Linked DNA regions of Mus musculus: region 2 is linked to region 1. Evidence: chromatin loops called from intact Hi-C (ENCODE). Cell type or tissue: left cerebral cortex. All regions are shown on one strand. Each heading gives the region's core, and the rest is flanking DNA. Links, peaks and the distances in the headings are about the cores only.

What was found. A loop is a pair of places that touch in the nucleus more often than their neighbours do. Peaks named below come from ENCODE experiments on the same cell type or tissue, not always from the same donor. Only the 100,000 strongest peaks of a DNase experiment are listed, where the experiment ranks them.
Region 2: it touches region 1 in a loop (2.0-fold over the local background); 5 of 42 quality-filtered maps call a loop at or near these places.

What each region holds. Positions count from the first base shown.
Region 1 is chr17:27,509,187-27,518,746 of GRCm38, reverse strand. It overlaps Grm4 (glutamate receptor, metabotropic 4), which reads left to right and starts at 5,350. Exons shown (of 11, transcript NM_001291045.2): 1 at 5,350-5,955. In left cerebral cortex, for the core only: CTCF peaks have their summits at 4,406 (motif pointing right), 6,495 and 6,772; DNase peaks (open chromatin) are centred at 5,314, 5,727, 6,446, 6,663 and 1 more place; H3K4me3 peaks cover 1,969 bases; H3K27ac peaks cover 794 bases.
Region 2 is chr17:27,388,843-27,398,402 of GRCm38, reverse strand. Gm35007 (a long non-coding RNA gene) reads left to right here. Exons shown (of 2, transcript XR_385497.4): 1 at 1-630; 2 at 1,166-1,383. Among named protein-coding and RNA genes, the nearest start is that of Gm35007, 6.3 kb to the left of the region's middle. In left cerebral cortex, for the core only: a CTCF peak has its summit at 4,722 (motif pointing right); DNase peaks (open chromatin) are centred at 4,782 and 5,352.

The DNA.
Region 1 (9,560 bases), core at 1,820-6,819:
TGCAGGGGGGAAGCTTGACATTGCTCCAGGTCTCCCCTCTCCTCCCCTGTCCCCCTGTAGGCCTGTGCATCAGTCCAAGTAGCCGGCTGGATGGTGTCCTCTCTTGTGCCTGTCACCTGGCAGCTCTTCTTGGAGCTCAGGGGCCCTGCCACTCAGCCGAAGGAGCTGCGGAATGGCTGGCCACCAGGCTGAGGGCGGGAGGAGATTTTAAATGTTAATTGTATTTTGACATCTGGGCTTGTGACATCCATCCTAATGACATTTGGCTCGCGGCTGACAGCCCCTGGACGTGTGGGGAGAGCGGGAGAGATGATAAGTAGTTTTAAATTGCAGAGTGGCAAAGAAGCCGAGAAATCCTGAGTCTTAAGAAAAAAAAAAAAAGAGAGACAGGGAAAGGGGAGGAGAGAGTGGAAAGGAGCAGGGTAGGAGGCAGCCTTTCTTGTCAGGGAAGTCAGCCTCTCACTGGTCTCTGAGCGCCAGCTGTATGCTCTGTGCATTCACTGTGCAGACAGGCGGCAGTCAGAGGCCTTTGGAGGATTCAGGTGTGTCCTGCTGTGTTACACCCCTCACATCTGGATCTTTTGGTTTTTAAACCCGTGCATCCTTCAAGGCCCTTGTCCCAAAGCTTCCCACCCTGGAGGCCTGCCTATCTGAGAAATTCCCATTCCCAGCCATTCAAAGGTTCGAGGCAGCGGGTGCTCCATGAACTAGCCTTCGCGGTCCTTGGGTGCACGAGACCACTTTCTGCTCTCTAGCTCAGGGGCAGGAGAGATCTCTGTCTTCTCTGGGTTTTCATGCCATGGCTCGACGCTGGAGCAGACATTTTCCCAGCCTCCCCTGCTTCTCCTTCTTCACTGCTGGGAAATTGAGGCTGACCAAGGAAATCGCTTTCAGACCAGGAAACCCTGGAGCAACAGTTGGGAAGCAATGTGGGCCTGGAAGCGCCCTTGCTCTCTTCTGCCTCTCTGTCTGATGTTCCTCCTGCCCTGGCCCCTGTGTGCAGTCTTCATGTTAGTGGCAAGGGGCAGAGAGACCCCTGTCCCCCTGATCTCTTGTCCTGTATCCTCTTCCTATGATGCAGGGTGCTAAGGGGTGCCTGGGACACTGCGGAATGTCTTCCATTTGGAGTCCTCCTGTGGCAGGTGCTGTGGTTCTGGGAGGTGTAGCTTAGCCCAGCCATGCTGGATACCTGTCCTTACCTTCTGCTGTTTGCCTGTAAAGACAGATGGACGGTGTGGATCTAGAGAGATAGCTAAGCCTTGTCCCTTCCTGTCCCTAAGACCGAGTGAGAAAATTTGCCAGTGTCTGTGCCCTTGAGACTTGGTTTCTGTCTTCTGCACGAAAGGGCTGTGTGATTCTAGGAGCAGGTGGCACTGATTTCCTGCAGTCCCTACCCTGATCTTGCAACCCCAAGTCAAGGTGACCTCTGACCCCTGGGTGCCTGCATGGTGACTTGGCTCTCTGCATTCTGCCAGGGTGCAGCTGTATTTAAATAGACATTTCTACCTGATTGGCTGGTCTAGGGGGGGGACAGGATGGAAACCCTCAGGGTCAGAGGGTAAGGCATGGCTGCGACCTCGGCCATTTGTCAGAGAGTCCGTAAGTCCTCCCAGGACCATGCTCACCGTGACTTACTGTAATGGACCCCAACTGCAGGGCTTTCAAAGACAATGGTTCTCTCCTATTAGATTTCTCTGAATGCAGGAGTCACAGGACGGCTTTGCGACTCCAGCTAAGCGGCTGGCACAGTGGACAAACTCTTTTTTTTCTTTTGGGGGAGGTCAGGATACAGGCATGAAGAGGGAGTTGAGGACAGGGAGTTGGGGACAGGCCAGCAGGAATGCTCAGTGGACAAAGGTGCTTGAGACTACAGTCTGACCAGGACCCACACCATGATGGAAAGAGAACTGACTTCCACACACAGATTATTTAAAGATAGTAAAAGAATCATTTTTAGGTATATAGGTGTCATGTCCATATGTATGTCTGTGTACCATGTATGTGCTTGGGTACCCAGGAGGCCAGAAGAGGGTGTCAGATCTCCTGCGACTCAAGTTACAGACAGTGTGTGGCATCATGTGGGTGCTGGGAATTGAACCTAGGTCTCTGGAAGAGCAGGTGGCAGTGGGTGGTGGCACACACCTTTAATCCCAGCATTTGGGAGGCAGAGGCAGGTGGATCTCTGAGGTTGAGGTCAGCCTGGTCTACACAGTGAGTTCCAGGACAGCCAGGGCTGCACAGAGCAACCCTGCCTTGAAAAACCAAACCAAACCAAACCAAACCAAACCAAACCAAACCAAACCAAACCAAACCAAACCAAATCAAGTCAAAACCTAAACCAAAATCAAGACCAAAACCAAAACACAAAAATCAAAGACCAAAACAAACAAATAAAGGACTTGCTTAACATGCATAAAGTCCTAGGTTCAAATCTCAGTACTGCAAAAATCAGCTGAAAACATCAGGTGTTGTGCCTGGGATGTGGCTCAGTGAGTAGAGCATCTGCCCAGCAGTCATGAAACCCTGGTTGATCCCGGAGCTGTACAAACAGAGCATTCTGGATGCCTGCAACCCCACAACTCGGGAGCTGAGGCAGAAGGTCAGGAGTTCAATGCCATTTCTGTCTCAAAAACAAAACGAAATAGTGGGTATAGGTACAGTACCCAAGAGGCCGAGCCAGGAGAATAGCTATGAGTTTAAGGCTAGCCTGGGCTCTGTAGTAGGTTACTGTCTTTAAAAAAGCCAAAACCAGGGCTGTATGGTGAGATGGCTTAGTGGGTAAGGGGCTGAGCACCAAAGGTGCCATCCTGAGCCAACTCCTGACAGTTGATCACCAGACTTCTGTGAGTGTGCTGTAGTATGATTACATCTCGCAATCACAGATACAGATGGATAGACACTCACACAAATGTATTAAAGAGGAAAAAAACCCAAACCACAAAATACGAGCTCGAAGAAGGAAAGAATCTGCTGCAGCAGGAAGGAGTTAGGTCAGATCTCAGGAACAACTTCCAGGGCACAGTCCTGAACCCGTAGGGCAGAGCTAAGTACCCTTCCTCCGCATCAAGAAGACTCAGGGATGGGCCCTTGTGGCCTCCCCACCTCTTCAAAGGGTATTGGAACGAGGCTTTACCCACTCTGGAATCTTGAGAGGCACCCTCAACTCAGTCAAAGGTCAGACAGATGGAGAACTCCATGCTCACAAAGGTTGAGGACCCCACATCCAGTGGCTCTCAGCAAAGAGGACCCAGCCCTGTCCCCCTTCCATCCAGCCTGAACCAGCTCTGAGGTCCAGGGTCTGCAGTTGGTTCTTAGGAGATAGTGGTTTGAATGAGACCTTGGAAAAGCAGGTCCAGGCAGGGCACTGCGTGACTCCTGGGAAGTCACTTCTGGCCATCATTCCTCCACTGAGGCTGGCTCCCTGGCAGAAGATACCAGGGGAGGGCATGTGTGCTTGTCCATTCTTCTCCATGATGGGCACAAAGAGCAAACTGGATGAGGAGTCAGGCCACCTGGGGCCCATGGCTAAGGGCTGATGGGGGAATACACCGGGCTTCAGTGGTCTGAGGTGTCATGGCTGTCTGGCAGATGTAGGTCTTGGCTGGGGACTTACAGGCTCTCCGGCCCAGCCACAGGCTCAGCATCTGCCAGCAGCAGTTTCTTTTTTTAATCGCTGAAAAACACAGCCTTTAGAAACACAGCTGGTGGGAGGTGGGGGATAATTATGGCCAGAGTAGAGGCGATACTGAGGGGCAGGGGTAGGGAGTGTCTGATGTGGTCCTTTGGGTTCTCAATAAACCAGGGCCCGTGTAATTTTCAGCTCCATCTATCCAACCAACCAAAGGATGCTGGGATTATGTTCTGTACGGGAAGTGCGGCAGCTCCCACTTACAGGAGCCCAGAAAGGCAGCCCAATTCCATTATGCTGGCTTTGTAGGAGGACCCAGGGGCTGGATGAGGACCCAGGGACGTGGAGATGGCCCTGTCGCTGTGAGTGGTGTCAGTTACACACGACAAAGCATAGATGAACGAACAATCTGCACACTTCTCTCAGAAACCGCGGGCCGACTTGGTAAAGGAGACATGTATTTGGGTCATTCCATGTGACAACAACAAGAGTACACAGTTTGACAACAGTTATTCATACACCAAACACTCCTAAGCTCAATGGGGTCCAGGCCCGGGGCCAGGCACTGCATGAACGGTGGTGAACAGTCACCGCGCTGGCCTTCATGGTCTGGAGAGCTGGCGATGGAGGCCTGCATTGGTAGGGGATCAGGGAGAGAAGCAGACAGAGATAGCTCGGGCCTTGCTAGTCCTGGACTCTCCCAAGCATTCCTCTAGGTTCTTTGGAAATCAGGGGGTCTAGCAGTCAGGATGGCGGAGTGTCTCAGGCCTGGGCACAGTGAACACCAGGTGGCACTCTGCGCCCTGGCCCCCTCTCCAGCTGTTAGCAGCCACCCACTCCCCTGGCTCCCCAGCACGGTAGCACCCAGGATGAGGCTCGCCACTTCTTGGGGCTCCCGGGGAAGCCACTTCTGCAGTCTGGGCCTGTTTGCAGCTCTTCAAGGATTGCGTGGTCTGTCCCTGCCTTCCTCTAGGCCTGCCTCGAAGGCACCCTTCCGGGATCATCAAAGCCCACGCGAGGGGAAGGGGGCAGCGAGCTGCCAACCTCTTGAGCTGAGGAACTCTTCTTGGGGCTAGTTCAGGCCACCTGTTACACCGTGTTCAGTGGATCGGGTGTGTGTGTGTGTAAATTGCTCCCCTATTTTGGGGGCTCTGGGGTGTTAGTGCTTCAGGGTAAAAGCGCTCCTCTCCACAGATCGTGAGACCTGGGCAGGTGGATTGACGTCTCTGGGCCTCAGTTTCCTTCCTTGGCATGCTATGACAGAAATGTGCAAATGAGCATGCCGCAGGGGGGCACACGCCACGTGTGTGCGCGGCTATGAGAAGCGGCCCCGCGGGTGGGGGGTTCCAGTGACGCACCGAGTGGGTACGGCTCGCCCCTAAGGGTCCCTAGGCTCTGCTGTACTTTGCAGGGTGTGCGACGGGAAACTGGGTTCCCTGACCCTCGACTTGTGTGGGTGAGGAGGGATCTTCGCCGCGTCTTTGGGGTGCCCGGGTAGTGAGATGGCGCGCTCACGGGGCTGATTGGGGGGTGGGTAGGAGGAGTGTAAGAGGGGAGGCTTCCGGGAGCGGGCGACAACCGGGTGCGGAGGGAGCGGGAGCCGCCGGCGGGGAGGGCGTGGAGGGGTGGCGAGTCCCAGCTTCCGGAGGTGGAGGTGCGGGTGTGTGGGGGTGGACCCGGGCTCTCGCTCTTTAAAAGGCCGGCGGAAGCGTGGTGCGCTCGCCCCGCACTCGCGGCGCAAACTTGCGGGCTGGGCTCGCGCGTGCGGTGCGGCAGGGCGGTGGGCGCCGGGAGCCGTGCGGCCCCCTCGGCCCTCGGCCCGCGCTCCCGGCGCTCGCGCCCCTCCCGCGCCGCTCGGCTCCCTGTGCTAGGCTCGCACGCTCCCATTTTCTCCTCGCCGCCGCCGCCGCCGTCAGGTGCCCGCACCCCGGCCGGCTGCGCTCGCTCCCCAGCCCCGATCCTCGGCGCACGCAGCGCCCCGCACCGCCTCGCCCGCGCTCTCGGGCTCCGCGGCGGCGGCGGCGGCGGCAGCGGCAGCAGCAGCAGCACGGGCACCGTGGCGGCCGCTCCCAGCTCCAGCTTCCCGGGAGCAGCAGCCGAGCGCCACCGCTCGTTGCTCCGAGGCTCCGGCCAAAGCGGCCGCCAGCTCCTCCCCGCCGCGCCCGGGACCGCCGGCGGCTCGGCGCCCGGTTTGGTCCGCAGCGTCAGCGCCACCCGCCGCGGCCCGGGCTCCCGGCACCGCGAGCAGCTAAGAGCTGGCCGCCGCCTCCCTGCACTTCCCGGGCGCAGCCGACCCCTAGCCGTGGCGTTCACCTCGCCGATGCGCGGTGAGTTGTGGCCCGAGGGGCACGGGCGGAGGGGACGATGCCCTCCGGCCTCCGGGAGCGCGGGCTGCGGCGGGGACCCCGGCGTTTGAGGAGGTGGCCTCTGCGAGCTCTCCCTAGTTCCAGGAGGAGGGCGCAGGACCCAGGGACAGGGGCTTCCCTCCGGGCTGGGGCCGCCCCTCCGCTGCCCCCTCAGGGATGGGGCAGTGTTGTCTGCGGGTCTGGGGGAAAGTGGGATGGGGGCTGTGACGGGGCTGCACTGATGACAGGTGGAGTTGGTCCCGATGGGGACGGTGACAGCCGCGCGTCCCCTCTGCGGAGAGGCTAGGCTGTGGGGGCGCGGGGCGCGGTGTGCGCCTTTGCGCCGTGGTCCTCGGCCAGAGGGCAGCGCCAGCCCCGTGTTGAGGCTCCCTGCTCTGAGAACCGCATCCAGCCCCGGCACCACCTTCGCCACTGGCTGGAGCCGAAGCGCCTCCCGCCTGCAGCCGCCGCCGTGGTTTGCGGTGGCGCTGCAGGTCTGGGGTCTCTCCGCAGCCCCGGGACCTGAGGTCAGGCTTTCTCTGGACACTTGGGACCGAACCCTCTCTGAAACCCTGGTGAACCGAGCGTCTCTAAGGGCTCTGTGTGAGCGCGCGTGTGGCGGGGGAGGTCCCTGCTCCAGGGTCGCTTCCCCGAGCCCGCGGGCAACCGTGTCCCCTCCCCGCGCGGGGGCGGGGCCGAGGTGGAGGCCTGACTGTGCGCTGCGCCCCCGCACCCCGCACCCGGCGCTGCGTGGTTGTTTGTGCTGAGCTGGGGCAGCGGCACAGCGGCGGGGAGTCCTGAGCCCAAAGGACGAGCGCCCTCTGCCCCTAGGTCCTGAGCGACACACTCGTTGTCAGACAATCCTTTCTGCAGGGGGTACCTGGTTTCTTCTCCTTGATCGTCTCACAATCGGCTGCCCCTGGCTAGAGAGAAAGCTGGCTTTTGGGGACACCCTCTGAACTGGCTTTCAGGGCTAGGGTGCCGCAAGCCATAGTGGCAGTGTGATGCCACCCTTGCTGTGAGTCTGGCGGGAGGTGTGTGTGTGCCACCCCCACCCCTCCACCTTCCACCCCCTCTACTCTGGATTCTGGATGGGACTTAGGGCAGGCAGAAAGGCCAGTACTCTGAGGGTGACCCTGCTAAGCACCTAGTGTTGCTAGAGGGTCTCTCCACCTCAGCCTAACACCTAAGCAGCCCTGGGTAGCTGTCTTCCTGGGTAGCCACTTGACAGCTCCCTACCTCTCAGGTGGCTTGGTCTTGGCCCTCTTTCCCCTGGGCTCAGTCTCCTGTGCATGGGAGGAGGTGACAGGCCTTTGGTGAAGAGCTGAGAACTTGGGAACTTTCCTGAGCTGCTCCCAGTAGAAGCTCAGAGCCTCCCATGGAGGTTGTGGGAGACCATCGCAGAGAACCCTTGCAGGCCCTGGGCAGGCAGTAGTGTGCTGTGGGTGTTGGTTCTGAGTAGATTGCTTCCTGGAAGAACCCCCCAGCCTTGGTCAGCTTCTTGTCTTGGGTGGGATCTTTGGGACCTGTGCGCTGAGTCTCTGCTCAGCCCTGCGTTGCACGCCCGCCCTCCTGGGGCGGGGGATACCGTTCTCATCTGCCTTCTACCATCCCCAGAAATGATCCTTTGCCCTGGAAGCTGGCAGTGTTTAGCCTACAGGAACATTTCATGAATAGTGGTGGGTTTTCCTGGCATGTTCAGAGAGGGCTCACCCAGATCAGGCCCTGAATAGGCCAGGAGCTGAATAGCCTGCCTGGCCTCTACTCTGGTCTTCCCCTCCTCCTGTGACCTGTGTCAGTGGCTTCTGCATGCTTCTGTTGGAAGTGTGACTTCTTGGGAGCTTCGCAGTCAGCCTGTGTGTGACTAGTTTGCTGGGCAGAAGAGCCTGGAAGGCAATGTCCCTGTCCTGAGGGCCCCACAGCTGGTGAGAAGACACAGAGCAAAACCTATGGACTCCAGAGCCTTGTAATTATAGCTGACAGACCCGTCCTCTCCCTACAAGCACGGAGCAGCAGCCCCTAATTACCACCCACCTCAAGACATCTGCCCACCCTGCTGTCCTCCCGGCCCCGGAACCCAGCTTTCCAGTGGGCAGGTCCTGCCTGGGGACCGGGCAGCTGGGCTGTCAGCTCCTACCACTGGAAGGTCTTTGCACTTCTGCAGAAATGGCACCTCCTGCCACCTGCAGAAGGCGTGAGGGAGCCAGCAGCCAGGCCCCAGCCCTGCTCCTGGTCTGACAGAAGACCTGCCAGCTGAGCAGGCTCACCCGAAGAAGAAGCAGAGGGGCTTGGTGTAGAGACAACAGCTTCCTGTTACTCTCTATAAGACCTCTTATTTCCAAGAGTGTCAGCTCTGCCCTAGTCAGCCAGGATCAGCAGAGATGCACTGAGAGGAAGCTGGAAGCTGGTTCATCCAGGGAGCACCAGGACCGGAGCTTGGGTCTAGCATCTGTGTGAGGGGGCAGTGTGGCTGTAATCCAGCACTGGTGAGGGAGAGACAGGTAGCCACAGCCAGCCTCACCTCGTGAGTGAGCTTCTCAACCTATCTCAACAAACAGGGAGGAGAAACAGAGGGAGACACCAGTATACTTGTGGTCCCCATATGTGCACAAGCATGCACGTGTATGTGCACCATACATGCACACAAAGATCACACCCCCATCCCATGCACATAGCTGCATTGAGACGTGTCCCTGCTTGGGGCCCTTAGAGAGCAGACTGGCTCATTAGTCCCCATTAGCTGCTCCCTGTGCAGCAATACCTCCCTCTGCCCTCTCTCGCTCCTCCCTCCAAAGCCCGTGTGTCCCCTTCCCCATCCAGCTTTGCTCCTGTAGAGAAGCAACTGCCCGGCTCCAAGCTGGCCTAGCCCAGAGCTTCCCCTACCTCTGAGCCCCATGAGCCCCATGAGGCCCGAGAGACAGTTCTAGTGCCTCCCTGTTCTCTGGTTTCTTGATGAAAGCAGCACACTGAGGACAGTCACCCCTTAAATGAAAGCTGCTGCCCCCCCCCCCACTGAAAGTATCATCTCATGAATGTCTCTGTACAGCAAGCAGCCTCAGTCTCGTGGTGGCCGTCAGGTGCTAATGTGTGTACATGCATATATTAAATGAATTGGGTAACTCGGTGCATAATGGCATTATCGGGACCCTGTTCAATTAAAGTAGATATTATCTGCAGTAATTGGGAAATGACAGCTCATAATGACAGCCTGTGCCATTTTAGGCCCAAGTGAGACAATCTAGTTAAAGCCACCTCTCTCCTGGAGAAGGCAAGGCCACGGTCATTGTCACTGTAGGACCAGGAGAGCCCAGCTGATCCTGTGGGTTGTACCAAGGCATTGGGGGGTGGGGAGGGGACACGGGCCAGAGGTTTGGGCTCCCTGGCTACCTTTCACTTTCTTGAGTAACAGAAACCAACCCTTGTTCCTACTGGTCAGGGTAAGACTTCTAGTTAAAACAAAGCCACTGCCCTGATGCAGGGCTGTCTTCAGGTTCAAATACAGAGATGAGAGGCAGGGACTTGGCTTGAATTCTGCAGCACCTGGCAGGCACTGTCCATCACAGATATCGTGGCCACTTCTGGCCCGT
Region 2 (9,560 bases), core at 1,781-6,780, 120 kb after region 1:
TTGGCCAGTGACCCTCCTCCTCCGGGATTCTCTTCACTGCCCACAACCACACTGTCTGCCTCTTGTTTGTTTCTTCACATCCAGAAAAACAGCTCCAGGAAAAGGGCCTGGTCCTCTTTGCTGTGTCCGCTATTTCTACCTAGCGTCATACCTGCACATAGCAGGGCCCAGCAGACCTTAGTGGGATCTGGGGGTTCGTTTCGAAAGGCGTAGGCCTTTCTAGGGTGTTTGGCCGAGAAATGAGCTGTCAGAACCCAGTCCAAGAGTGGGTGGGGATGTGAGGGGAATTCTGAGTGTGTGTGAGGAAACAAGAGCTTTGTGACCTCAATTTCTTCAAAACCACAGAACTGTCTTTGGGATGAGTTTCTGTGCCCTCCCGGGGGTAGCGGATAGGAGTGAGTTTACCTCAGCTTATTCATCACAGCCAGCTATTATTTGCTTATATGCCTACAGAGAAACAGGATTTTGCCACGTGCTGTTTGCCCGCCCCGTGCACCTTAACGTCGTGAGTGGACACGTGGCTCACAGGAGCCCTAGCCCTCAGGGTACAGGTCATCTGACCTCTGGCTAAAGTTGGCTGCTCGTGAGACGGTCATCAACCTCATTCTTTTTAAGGCTCCACGCTCCCAGGTTCATACCGCCAACTAGAGCGGCAAGTGATGGGCACCCTTAGTTTTAAGTGCAGCCGCTGGGCTTGAACAGGAACACAGAGCGAGGGTGGGAGGAGAAGGAAGGAGGCAGAGGGGCTGAAGCATGGCGGTGGGATGTCTGAAGCACATGGAGACTCACCCTGGGTTTTTTGGGAAGCCAGACTGAAGGGCGTGGGGCTCAGAAGTGAGCACCAGAGGAGGGGAGAAGGCCAGCCTGGCTCTGCCCCTCTCTGCAGACAGTGGCTCCTTGTTGAACTGGGACTAATTATTTTGTCAGGAAGGGAAAAATCTATAAGTGATCTCTTCTGACTGCAAAAGGTTTTGGGGGTCCAGTAGCATATACCCACAATCCCAGCATTTGGAGACAGGAGAGTGGCTGGAAGTGGAAGGCTAGCTAGGGCTGCCCAAGACTCAAAACAGTACGGAGAAGCAACCTCAGAGTTGTACTCAGGTGTGCTTTTGTCTGATCTTCTGTTCCTGGGGCCTCATCTGAAGTCGGCATGTTGTACCCCCAGGTCTGCGGAGGCCGGGCTGGGGTAGGGAGGAGTTGCAGGTGAGAGGTACAGAGGCATCTGGGGACCTGGCATGATGGGGACAGCTCAGGCTGTTTCATTCTCTACATCTTCCATGGCTCAATGACAGTCGTCGCCCCTCAGTCTCTCCTCTCCCAGTTCCACCTGCCCCACCTCCCCACTGTAATCTTGTTTGGCAGCAATTAAATTTTAAAGTCCCATCATCGTGCATGCCGGCTTTTTCCCAGACAGCATTATTTAATACACTGGACTGAGACTCCGGGGCCCTGCTTGGGGCTGCAGACACACATTGGTAGGATATTAATAAACGCTACCGCCCTCCGGCTGCCTTTGCTGGGTTTCCCATGGGGTCCATGGTGGTGGCCCACAGTAAGGCTGAAAAAATCTGGGGACCTTGGCAGTGACCTGATGACCCCAGGTCTGCTGCTATGATTAAACGAATGAGAAGGGACGTTTTTGTAGCCTCTGTCCTCTGTCCAGCACAATGGGGTCAGGTGAGGGTCCCAGAGGTGAGCCGTAGGGGACCCTGGGGCTGAGGCTCAGTATGAATCATTCCCTCCTCTTCCCCACAAATTATATTGCTTGTGTGTAGGTACGCACGACCCCAGGGGCGACCAGGGTCCATGGTTGGGTGGGCTCCTGGGATTAGGTGTGGGGCATCAGCAAGAGTCCCCAGGGCCCACACACAGCCCTGGGTGAGGATGCTATCCCCCACACTCTAGAGCATGCCACTTAGCTTCTCAGCCCATTTCTGAAGCCTCCTAGGCCCGTTCCCCACACTCCTCCCTGGCAACCGCAAATCCGTTGCCAAAAGTCGTTCTCAGAATGCAACGGGAAGGAAACGGTGAAGTTGAAAACATCTTGAGATTGGCTCTCATCACTCAGGGTGCCTTTGAGAGTCGTGAAGGCCCAAGTGTCAGTGCTCCCTCTTCGAGGCTAAGCAGTATTCCACAGCGAGTGCTTCCTGCTGGTTTCCCCGAGTGTGGCCGATAGTGGGTAGAGCTGTTGTCGCCATCTCTGTCTGTAGTATTTTTTTTTCAAGGGCACAGAACACACACTCTCTTTTCTCCGGGGTGAACACATGTGGACAGGAGTTGCAGATGCATCCATTCCACTTTACAGGAAACCAGAGCTGGGCCTGGTGGCATATTCCTGTAGTACCAGCACCCAGGGAGCAGAGGCAGGTGGATCTCTGTGAGTTCCCAGTCAGCCTGGTCTATATAAGTTCCAGGCCAGCATGGGCTACAGTTAGACTCAACTAAAGAACTAACTAATTAACTATTAAAAGCAAATAAATAGGGAAAGAAAGAAAGGAGTGGAGCCCAGGAGACTATCCCCAGAGGGTCTGAGCAGTTTGCTTCCTACCAGTCATGTGTGAGCGGTTCACTTCTGAGCCAGCTTCAGCACTGGGAATTTACATTATTAAGAATGACATTATTTATCTACTTGTATGTGTGCCTCAGGGAGAGTGCGGGAGGTCAGAGGATAACCTGAGGGCGTTGGCTCTCTCATTCCACCACATAGCCCCAGGGATTGAACGCAGGTTGACAGCCTGGTGGCAGCAAGGGCCTCTACCAGCTGAGCCGCTTTTCCGGCCTGAGTTTTACAGTGTTACACCCACAGATGTCCCATGAGCCAGTCTGTGCACGGTGTGGGATACGGTCTGAGGTTAACCTTTCCTTACAACACCATTTTTCGGGAAGATGACCGTTTCTCCGTCAGCCCCTGCTGTACTTTGTTAAAGGACAATAGGCAGTGTGTGTTCAAGAGAGTCTATTTCTGGCCATCATTCTGCCCATGGACCTGATGTTTATCTCTTTGCTGGTCTGAGTCCTCTTTACCAGGGGGCTAATTCCATCGTAGAATTGGGTACTGTGAATCCTTCAAATTTAACTTGTTTTTGAGACAGGATGTCATTCTTCAGTTGACCTGGAACTCACAATGATCCTCCTGACTCCGAATTCTGGGTGCTAGATGGACAGGCCTGTGCTACCATGCTCGGGCAACCTCTCCTTTTAAAGAAGTGTTCTTGATGATCTTCTCCTGTCTTTCCTCCACACAGATTCTAGAATCGCTTTTCGTCTACACAGGGCCTGCTGGGACTTAGGCTGGTAATGGATTGAATCTGCACTCACCTGTGAGTCTCCCACACTTTGCCTGTGCTGTGCCTCTCTGTATGTTTGGGTCTTTCCAATCTAGGAGCATGTTCTGTGTCTATTTGAGTCTTTGATTTCTTACTCCAGCGGTTCATTTTATTTTATTGAAATTCGGTCTCTGTGGGTAGCTCTGGATAGCTTGGAACTTACTGTGTAAAGCAGGCTTTGAACTCACAGAGATCTGCCTGCCTCTGCCCCCTGAGTGCTGGAACTGAAGACACGCACCATGATCTGATATTGCTTTAGACATCGTCCTCTCTAGGCACATACCTGTCTGTAGCCAGGGGTGGATTTCTGTGTGCTGACCTGTGTTCTGTGACCGACTTTGCTAACCCCTTACAGCAGTGCAGGGCTCTTAGAGAAAGGTTGTACACACAGGACCTACATAATCGTGTAAGCAGACCGTTCTCCTGTGTTAGTGCCCAGGAAACCAGTCCCTGTTGTGCGTTGCGACAGGAAGGAGTGTGAACAGCCCCGCCCTAATGTTCTTACAGGGAAACATTCCGCCTGCTTTTCTTCCTGCACAAAGTGGCTACAGAAAACTTCTACCTGATCCGTTCAGAGTAAGTTATCAGCATAAACAGTTCCTTCATCTTCCAGACAGCATGGTTGTTCCTCCCACAGCTCCCTTCAAGGTGAGCTCAGCACAGGTGGGCCTGCATCCTCCCCCCCACGTAGGAAGCCTGGTTCTCCTCGGATGTCTGGGGACCAACCATCATCCAGGCTTCTGTCCTGGCCAGCCAGGCCTGTGTTCCTTACCCCCAGTGCTGTGCTGTCCCCACCACAGATTCTGACTCTTCAAGGGAAGTGTTTGCTCGTCAGCACTGCTCTGCAGTGTGGCTTTATTGTGCTGTTTTATTGAAGGCCATTTTAAATTGCAGTCATGGCCTTGGGCCACTTCTGACTGGTGACTGCCAGGGACTAGGCAGCTCCAATTCCCAGAGGTCCCAGTGGAAGAGCGACAGACTTTCCCTAGCATCTGCAAAGCAGCACGGGCTAGCGGGGTCTGTCTCTCTGTGTCCCACACCCCCACTCCATCTGCACCCCACCCTTGCTGACCCTGCTGGGTTACCTACCATTCCATTTACTTGGAACCCCTCCCTCTGGCACCAGATCTCCTCTCCTCGGGACTGACAGGCAGCGGTAGCTACTTCACCCCGTTCCTCCATGCAAGAGACTCTCCTGAGGACCAACCAGTCCCTTGCCGACACTGTCTCAAGCCTGCTTCAGCCTGTCTCCTTTCTCTGCCTAAGATTTACTTTTTATTTTATTTTAATTTTCTAGTATGTATGTATGTATGTATGTATGTATGTATGTATGTGAGTACTGGTGTCTTGCCTGCATGTGTATCTGTGCACCATGTGTACGCACTGCCCGCGGAGGCCAGAAGAGGGCGTTAGAACCCTAAGGACTGCAGTTATAGATGGTTGTGAGCATCCTTGTGGCTGCTGGGCACCTTGAGTTCTCTGGGAGAGCAGACAGTGCTCTTAACTGCTGAGTCATCTCTCCAGAAGTAGAGATGGCTATGCACACATGGTTTAACCATAAGGCTGAGGTCTAAAGAGGGGACATGATTTTGGTGTCCCCTAGGGTTCAACATATCCCTGGTACCCTGGAATCACAGTGTCACATGCCGAGACACCAAGAGACAGGCATGGAGGCTGTCTGGTTGGGGGCCCATTGGCGGGCTTGGGGAAGGGCCCTGGGGAGTTATTGCTCAAAGTCTAGCAGGACCCAGGTGTGAGGATGTGGAGGCAGAAGCTGCGGAGACCCACTAAGGATCTTGGCTCTTTCCAGGGACACAGTGGCGGGGGGATTAGCTGTGCAGGAAAGCCCTTGTAGATGCTATCAGCCACAGGGAGGTCTGGCTTGGAAAGCAGTTTATGCTTGGGGCAACAGGGGCCGGGACTTGTGACTTACGCCACAGGGAGCCCCTGAAGTGTTGCGCGCAGACATGATCTGATTTGTAATTGAGAAAGATCTCAGCAGCTGGTGTGCAGGAGGAGAGCCCAAAGGGAGCCTGAGACTAGCCAGAGCTGATGTCACCGTCAGCAGCAGCAGGCTGGGGGAGGGACAGGCGGGATAGAGATGGGGGAGGGAGGGGTGGCACTGTGAATGGATCACCAAGGGAGTATGAGGAGGAATGGGGGGATATTCTGCTAGCATGTGGGGTGGGGAGATGCTGCCTGAGCAGGCGAGGGGTCCGGGAGTTTGGGTCTGAGAAGCTTTGGGAGAGGAACGGGCTGGGTGATGTCACATAGGAGCACTGAAATTTCTCGATACACTTATTTGTTTATTGCAAGCACCACGGCATACATGTGTACAAGTGCAGCTCAGAGGACAACTTGGAGGACTTGGCTCTCTCCTATCATATGAATCCCAGGGATCAAACTCAAGTCATCAGGATTGGTTGCGAGCATGTTTCCCTGCTGGGCCGCCTTACTGACCCCTTCTAGAACCTTGTGAAGGGTTGCAAGGTGCCTGCAGCAGAGCTCAGCGCCACACATCAAATCACGAGGGAGGGGCTTTGGTTTCCCGATTCACAGTTGGCAGAGGAATCTAGGCCAGGAAGTTCAGGCCCTTTCTCAGACCTCTCAGCAGCCCGACCTATAGAGCTGAGATGCTCCCAGGACTTAGTGTCTCACCGTGGGTCCAGCTCCACTTCAGCCCCTGCCGCCAAGCAGCCTTGGGTAAGGCTGGATTAGGACAGAGTCATAAGGAGAGGGGGTATGTTAGAGTATGGGGAGGAGCAGGGGAGGGGTCTCAGTGGCTCTAGGATGGCAAGTAGAACCTGGCTAGTTCTACTGGATCCAGTGGGCCCGAGAGCTCTAGTCAGTGTCAGTAAGTGGGGTCGTGGTAAGTGTTCTATGCCAATCTGAGAATACAGGGTTTGACTTGTTACCTAAGTTCTTTTCTATTGAAAAGCATTAATTTCAGGGGGACTCTACAGAGACCCATGGGACTTCAGAGAGCACCCCTCCCTGCCCCTTGGGGGAGGGTTAGCTGGGTCTGTGCTATCCAGATTTGATTCAAGATGCCTGTGACCATTCACGGAAGGGTGGAGGCTCAGGGATTTCTCAGCGCTTGCTCTGGGGTTCCTAAACCATACCCTAACCTCTAATCTTAACTTTCAACCCTAACCCTAACCTCCAGCATTAGCTGTGACTTCTAGCCTTGCAGTGGTTTTAATTGTGAACCTAAGACAATCTAGAATCACCTGGCAGAGGTGGTTCTTCTCCCCGCCCCCCAGGAATTATCCAAATCACACGTCTGGGGGTGGTCGTGGTCTTGATTATGTTGTTAATTAAGGTGAGAGGATCCACCCAGTGTGGGCGGCGCCATTCCCTAGAGAAGGATATCTTGGACTATAGATACAGTGGAGACAACTAGCTGAACACAGGCTTGCTTGCATTTATTGCTCTCTGGACTGTGGGTGTATGCAATGTGGCTGGCTGCTTCAAGTTTCTGCCCCTCTGACCTCCCCACGATGACCGTGGAAGCAAATGTGCTCTTTTCTTCTTCAGCTGCTTTTTTCAGGTTATCCCAGTCACAGGAAGCAGAATGAAGATGCCTTGCCCAGAGCCAAAAACTCTAACCCTAATCCAAACCACACCTTACCCTCACAACTTACCCTGAATGCTAACTTGGACCCTAGATCCTAACTCTAAGACCACCACAGACCCTACTTTAAATCCAAATGCAGCCTGGAACCACTAACCCTGACTCAAAGTCAACCCCCGGCCCATGTTCACCTCCTAACCCTAAGCTAAGACCCTGGCCCTGACTGGCCCTCACCACTATCCCAGTCCTAACCCTAAGATTAACCACTACCCTTAAGCCCTAACTTAACCCCCAGCTCTAGTGTTAAACTCTAATACTAACTAGCCCCCAACCCTAGCAGATCCCTGGCACAAAATCATAACAATGGTGGCCCCTTGCACAGGGTCTCATATTGTCATTTGCTCTTCCTAGTGACCTTCTAAGGAAAGGCTGCTGTTCCCCATCCATTAATGACTCTCACTTCTCCTTCCTAGTGGCCTCATCTCCTGGCCTGCCTTGTGGCTGTGCGTGCATGTGTGTGTGCGTGTGTGTGTGCATGTGTGTGTGTGTGCATGTGTGTGTGCGTGTGTGCATGTGTGTAACCCCCTTGTCACCTATGGGAGCTGCGCAGGGGCATGGGGACCAGTTCAAGCAGGGTATTAAGCATGCAGGTGAGCTTCTTGCTCACCCCACCCCTCTACCAATGACACCAGTGGGACTCTGGTGGTGGAAGACAGTGAGAGCCATGAAGATAGTGGCAGGGTATTGGGAAACTCTGTTCCTAAGGTCGAAGTCTGACATTACCAGAAAGCCCTGAGGTTGGCGTAAAATGGTGGATTCCCTTTGTCAGCGGGGCTTCCTCTTCTCTACCTGGGGGGATCTTGGACCTCACACCCCCTTCCTGAGGAATGTCTCCTTGCCCTTAGGAAAATTACAGGTCCAACTCCCTTTCTCCTGATGATAAACCCATTCAGCAAGCACCTGACATTCCTGGATATGCCATCCCATGCTAATGAGGCATCCCAGTAACTTAGCCTTCAGCCAATGAGCTTTGCCCACCCGAGATAGTCCGCTCCCCTCCCCAAAGTTTCATATAAGCATTGTTCACCCTGAATACATTTGATCTGCCTTTCTGAAGCTGATCCCGGAGTGTCATCATTCACTTAGTACCCGAGGGGCTTCCAAACTCCCTGTCTGTCTTCCCTGCTCCATTTGCCCACAGGGAAAGCAGAGCAACAAGACAACAACATCCTGGACTGCTCTCGCTTGCATGTGTGCACAGTAGGGACACACACGCACAGTAGGCTGTGACTCTGGGCTGCGATAGGAGAGAAAACTGACACCAAGCTTGTGTCGTACTTTGAATGTCATACACATTTGCCACTCTCCTAGTGCACAGCAGGGAAACTGAGGCACCAGACGCGGAGTAATTGCCTAGGAGAGCACACTTTCTGTAAGTGTCCAGGGCACCTGAAGTGGCAGGGCTGCCCTGCCCTTTGCTTTCAGCAAGGTCTGATGGTGGTGAAATCTGGGAGCCAGGCTGTTGGGATCTGCAGACCCAGGCCAGGCTGAGCTGGTGGGGGATGGCATCTGAGGGGCAGGAGAAGGGAGGCTGGTGCCCAAGCAGTTGGGAGAAAGGCAGGAGGCAGACAGAGGGGTGAGAGCTGAGACAGCTGCTGTGTGGGGCAGGCCATATGGAGCTGACGGGTAGCTCTGGAGGGAGCTGTGCAAACTGGTTGCCTAGAGGCATGCTCTAGGTGACCTTGGTGGCCCAGGCCTTTTGGGGAAGGAGCTTGTGAGTCAGGTTAAGTGGCTTGCTAGAAGTCCCAGTCAGTGTCTTTCCTTTGTAGTAGACATCTCTTGAGGTGCATGCTCAGCCTGACCCACATCTGGAGCCTGGGGATCCCCAGGGGCAACCCATCCCCGCAGCTGGCTCACGCTGGCACCCCCTTGCCATTATTCCAGTACTTGCTTTCGGAGAGATCCTGCCAGCATGTTAAAGACCGTGCTCATTAATTAACCAGGCGCTTCATTGAGAGTCAACGGCATAATTGTTGTTCGCGGTGGATAAATACTAATTGAATATTAAGAGCATATTTGTGCAGAAGGAGCTGCATTGGGGGCGGGCCGTGCCCTCTGTCAGCCAGATGTTTGGCTGGTGGGGGAGTTGAGTCATGAGTGAGCAGCCTGGCATTTGGGCCATGCTGCTCAGCATCTGAGAAGAGAGGCGGGGGTGGGGGGGGCAGCCTTGGGGAAGATCGGCTGCCAGGCAGTGGAGGGACATCTCCTGGGACAGGCAGCTGATAAGCGTGTGATAAACTGACTTAGGCAAAGCAAGGCCTGCAGAATCCCTTGTCCCTTTGAAACCTTCATATGGCTGGTTTAATCCAGGCCGGTGCAGGAGGCAAGTGACCTCCTGTTTAACAGCATAGCACACTGGCTTCCCAGGGGCCATTGGGACTGCTTAGTCCCCAAGCCTGTCTCCACCTGTGCTCACCTCATCCTCTTGTGCCGGTGGCTCAGGCTTGGCTCCTAGACTCACGGTCAGCTCAGGAGGGGCAACCATTAGTTGGTCAGGAGTCTTGGAGCTTCCTATGGCTGTAGCTGGCACAGCCCCACCAGGCAGAAGGACAGTTAGCAATGCAGCCAGCATTCTTTGAGTTTAGACCAACCACCTGTGT